Linked DNA regions of Homo sapiens: region 1 is linked to region 2. The links are chromatin loops, found by intact Hi-C in ENCODE. Cell type or tissue: gastrocnemius medialis. All regions are shown on one strand.

Region 1 (2,500 bases), 84 kb after region 2:
AAGATCGTACCACTGCACTCCAGCCTGGGTGACAGAGCGAGACTCTGTCTCAAAAAAAAAAAAAACGAAACAAAACAAAAAAACAAAAACAAAACCTGTGTAATTGTTTCCCTTCAGTCAATAATCAACTTCATTCTTAAAAGCTTAGCTAGGTACAAGCTAAATATGCCTAAAACCTGCTTTATACCCCGATAATAAAAACCAGAATACAACAGGAAGGCAATATGTATCACAAGAGAATCTCAAAAAGATATCTTCAATCTACTTCTTAGTGACATCCTCACATTAGCAATTCCCCGACGTGGGGAAAGTTGACAGAACACTCAGTTCAATATTCTAATGAGTAATTCTTTTTTTTTTTCTATGATTACAATGTTTAGAGAGCTTCTAATTTTCTTCTTTTAGAATGTGTGACTGTGAGCAGAATTTCTAAAGGGCTCTCTTGTTTTAAAAAGCTGAAACTCAGAATAATGATTTCACAGACACTGTTATTCTCCTACCCCCAAATACTAACAACCATAAAAACAAGGAATCCAGCAACTACTATTAAATACATTAATGAGTGAGTGTGCAATTGAGGAGGGCGGTTTTCCTGTGGACTCATCCTGCTCACCCTGCAACCGTCTGTCTGCTGCTGTGAAGAGGACAAGCCCAGCATCTTCTGGGCATCCTCTGTCACACAGCGTCATGACCCACAACTCCACAACTGTCAGCGAAATTTCCAGGAAACTTCCCTTCAGAAAATCATTCCTGTACCCAATTCCTAAAACAGATGACTGCTTGAAGTAGTGGTGGTACAAATAATTGGTTTAAAGAAAAAAATCAGTATTATGCAACTTTTTTTTTTTTTTTTTTTTTTTTTTTTTTTTGAGACAGAGTCTTGCTCTGTCACCCAGGCTGGAGTGCAGCGGTGTGATCTTGGCTCACTGCAACCTCTGCCTCCCGGGTTCAAGCAATTCTCCTGCCTCAGCCTCCCGAGTAGCTGGGATTACAGCCACCCACCACCACATGCCTGGCTAATTTTTGTATTTTTAGTAGAGATGGGGTTTCACCATGTTGGCCAGACTGGCCTCAAACTCCTGACCTCAGTTGATCCACCTGCCTCGGCCTCCCAAAGTCCTGGGATTACAGGCATGAGTCATCGTGCCCAACCAGTATTATGGAACTTTTAAGGAACTGATGAGGTAAAGCAGCAGCACTGAAAGCCTTGAAATTTCACAATTGTTAGGGTGTACTCCACCATCTGTTAGAGGTACTCAGCATTTGGAAATATAGAAAATGTAAGAGAAGGCAGGGAAAGGCATGTCAGTCACAGGCAGCAGTGACTGTGAGGTCACAGAGGCCAAAGACGACGCAGGTTATATTTAGGAAACAGACTTCAGAACAGCAATACTTCAGCAAGTACTTGTCCTGGAGCAAATACTTCAGAACAGCAGGCTGAATGAAGAGAAAGTAATTCAGATAAAAAGGTAGAGAGTTCTCAGTGCCAGGCTAAAATATTTTGTTTTATTTTTAGCAGGAGAATAACATGAGCAAAGCTGTATTTTAGGAAGAACGTTCTAGCTGTGATGGATGGATATACTGGCAAGGGAGAGAATAAAAGCAGTGAGTACACAGGAAACTCACGTTGGGGGCACGTGGGGAAGAGCTAATTAATACTTGGCAAGAGCAATGTTAAGTGGTAATGACAATGAAATGAAGGATTCCAATTTGAAAAGTATCATAAAGAAGACTCAACAGCCCAAGGCATCTGACTCAATGGGGTAAGGAGAGGAAGGAGACAAGCATGCTAACCGGGGCAGTTCTAGTCTGGATCATAAGAAGGAAAAGATTTTGGAGGGCAATGCATGAGTTCGGTTTGGAAATTGCTGAAACAGGAAGACTGAAAGCTGCAGACAGGATTCCCATCCCCTTCAGCCTACTCGAGGATTTAACTCCTACAGATTCCTACTCCCTCGCTTCGCATTCACTCTTGAACCCATTCCAATTTGGCTTCTGGACCCCCCATTACACAATCAACACCACCAACAATCATCATGTTGCCAAATCCAGAGACCACTTCTCTGTTTTCATCCTAATCCTTAAGCAGCATTTGACCCAACTGGTGGTTTCTTGAAACAGTTCCCTCTAGTGTTCTCCCACCTCCTCAGTTTCTTTTGCTATTGTCTCCATCCCTTCCAGACCACCAGATGCTGGAGTGCTGCAGGCTTGGTTCTGGGCCCTCTTCTCTCCTCAGCTTACATTCGCTCATAAGCCAATTTCATCCCTAGCTTTAAATGCCATCCATATGCTACTAACTTCCTGATTACATTTCCTGTCTTGATCTCTTCTTTGAGCTCCAGACTCATATGCAACTGCCCATTTGATAGCTTTATGCAAAAGTGGAGTAGGCTACTCAAACATTTGCAAGACAGCCTGTTCTTCTCCAGTCGACGTCATCTCAGTTAATGGCATTACCCGGCTCCTCAAGTTTTGGCTCATCCATCTCCCTCATTCTCCA
Region 2 (2,500 bases):
AGAAGGAGGGTGCAGTGCTGGAGCCTCAGAAGAGGCTCGTGGAGGCCGCAGTGTGTCTGGTTCTGATTTCTAGGGGTTTGTGAACATCTGTTTGTGGTTTGAAGGCTTTTTGGCTCACCAGGTGGGTCAGATCTCCATAAAAGATGAGCATCTCGCAACGCGGATGCACTGTGGTTTGGCTGTGTGCTAGGTGGACGTGGCACTGCTGCCATGGGAAATGGGAGCCAGCAGTGACCAGGCACCCAGCCAGGCCAGTGCGCCATCCCTGCCGGCGTGGAGCAGAGCCTCTCGTGTGCTCGGGTCCCTGAGGGTGACGGGGGTGGCCCAGTACATGCAGGAGGCCCTTGTCAAGTCTCTGCTTGTCTCTTGTGTCTCTCAATGACCCAGGTATTGCATTCCTGCTGAGGAGGAGAACAAGCTGGAAGATGTGGTCCACACCCTGCTGCAAGCCAATGGCACCCCAGGGCTGCAGATGCTGGAAAGCAACGTCATGGTGCGTCCACTCAGCCACCGCCTCCAGCAGGAGCTGTAGGACCTCCTAGGCACTTGAACATGGTTTCCCATGAACCCGCCTTTCAAAGGCAATGAGGACACAGCAAAACAAATCCCCAGGGTGCAAAGGGAAAGGTCCTCTGACACAAAAGCCAAACTGACCTTCCATCAGATTGCACAGGGCGCTGGGGTTTTGCACGGCCTTTGCATCTGTTTTGGGGCTTGTTTGTGTTGTGGGCTGCTGTGGGCCCTGGGATTTCTTGTGCCCGCCGCTCCTACCTTCTGGGCATGTGAGAGGAATGAGCACAAAGGCTTCTTCACCTGTTTTCAGGAAGTCATGGGGCTGGTGAGTTCCTGGGAAGTGCTGCTTTGAGCTGAGTTCTGACCAGCTTCTCTGGCCTCTGCTGACCCTGCCGGTCCCGCCTGTCCATCTTAGAGAAGAGATGGACGGGGGACTCCTTTGTAAGCCCAGCCTGTGGGCCTGTGGCCTACTTGGCTCTGGAGATGAGCCCGGCAGCCTCCTGGTTGTGTAACCTTGTCCTGTTTCCAGCCCTGGCATTGCCACGTGGGGACAGAGGGGCCTGTGTGGTCATCATGTCCTCAGCTGTGCATGAACCTGTCATCACTCTTGGACCAGTGCAGTTTAGAAGCTCCTTCTTGTGTTATGAATGACGTCTTTTTATTTTCCACATAAAACAATCTTATCTCCTTGAGAGCAGGCCTCTTAGGGTGCGCATACGTCACCTGAAGACTGCAGGTGTCCCTGCGCACAGGGAGGGGTGCCTCAGCCTGGCCCTGTCTCCCCAGATCTCCCCGGAGGTGCTGTGCAAAGAGGGGATCAAGGTGCACAGGACCGTGCAGCAGAGTGGCCAGTTTGTCGTCTGCTTCCCGGGATCCTTTGTGTCCAAAGTGTGCTGTGGGTACAGCGTGTCTGAAACCGTGCACTTTGCTACCACCCAGTGGACAAGTATGGGCTTTGAGACCGCCAAGGTGAGCAGAGCCGGCCTCCTCCCGCTTGCTGCCCCCGCATCCCTGTGAGTGCCGTGCGTGAGCGCACACAGAAGCATCCCTGCGTGTGCGTGTCTATTTGTCAATAGTTCCTTTTGGAATATGTCTTTGAAATTCTTAAGACGTGGTTGAAAGGTCTTCTAGGAATGAAAAGTTGTTAGGGATTTGTTTGTATCACAAAGAGTTTTGATCAGACCGTTACTGACAGACCCCTCCAGTATTGGAAAACTGTTGAAGATGCTCAAGGTAATTGCTTAGAATGGACAGAGAACCTCCACCCATCGTGAGGGAGTGGCAGCTGCCTCTGGGTAGCGGCGAAGTGCTATGACTTTTCCTGGTATGTGGTGCCTTTCTCACAGGGAGGCAAAGTTTTGAAGAGTTTTTAATCTAAATGCAATTCAAGATTTAGAAATTCAGACAGCCTGCCTGCCCCCTCCACCAAGAAGAACCTTGACAGCTGCCTAGTAATGAAAATCCACCCTAAAGGGATGTGACTCCTCTTTCAGGAAATGAAGCGTCGCCATATAGCTAAGCCATTCTCCATGGAGAAGTTACTCTACCAGATTGCACAAGCAGAAGCAAAAAAAGAAAACGGTCCCACTCTCAGTACCATCTCAGCCCTCCTGGATGAGCTCAGGTAACAGACCCCCAGAGCCCACGCCAGAGAGCTGGACCCGGCTGCCCTTCGGGGGCTCACCCCCCGAGCAGGCCTCACTTCCTGACAGGAGGGTGTGTCTGCAGGGAGGCCGGTGTGGGGTGCGTGTGTCCCCTCTGCTGGTGAGCATGGCAGGCCGTCACTAAAGGTGCGGGCCGTCTCCCGTGTCTGGCAGGGATACAGAGCTGCGGCAGCGCAGGCAGCTGTTCGAGGCTGGCCTCCACTCCTCCGCACGCTATGGCAGCCACGATGGCAGCAGCACGGTGGCGGACGGGAAGAAAAAGCCTCGAAAGTGGCTGCAGTTGGAGACGTCAGAGAGGAGGTGTCAGATCTGCCAGCACCTGT

What was found. A loop is a pair of places that touch in the nucleus more often than their neighbours do. Peaks named below come from ENCODE experiments on the same cell type or tissue, not always from the same donor. Only the 100,000 strongest peaks of a DNase experiment are listed, where the experiment ranks them.
Region 1: it touches region 2 in a loop (5-fold over the local background); 5 of 110 quality-filtered maps call a loop at or near these places.

What each region holds. Positions count from the first base shown.
Region 1 is chr6:15,594,414-15,596,913 of GRCh38, forward strand. The region is part of intron 6 of DTNBP1 (dystrobrevin binding protein 1); the gene reads right to left. Among named protein-coding and RNA genes, the nearest start is that of DTNBP1-AS1, 50 kb to the left of the region's middle. In gastrocnemius medialis, no CTCF peak of the experiment used is centred here; a DNase peak (open chromatin) is centred at 1,148; H3K27ac peaks cover 862 bases.
Region 2 is chr6:15,510,909-15,513,408 of GRCh38, forward strand. JARID2 (jumonji and AT-rich interaction domain containing 2) reads left to right here. Exons shown (of 18, transcript NM_004973.4): 13 at 388-493; 14 at 1,300-1,482; 15 at 2,007-2,137; 16 at 2,331-2,500. Among named protein-coding and RNA genes, the nearest start is that of DTNBP1-AS1, 34 kb to the right of the region's middle. RefSeq lists an enhancer at 1,883-2,500. In gastrocnemius medialis, a CTCF peak has its summit at 1,447 (motif pointing left); DNase peaks (open chromatin) are centred at 150, 1,033 and 1,451; H3K27ac peaks cover 2,500 bases.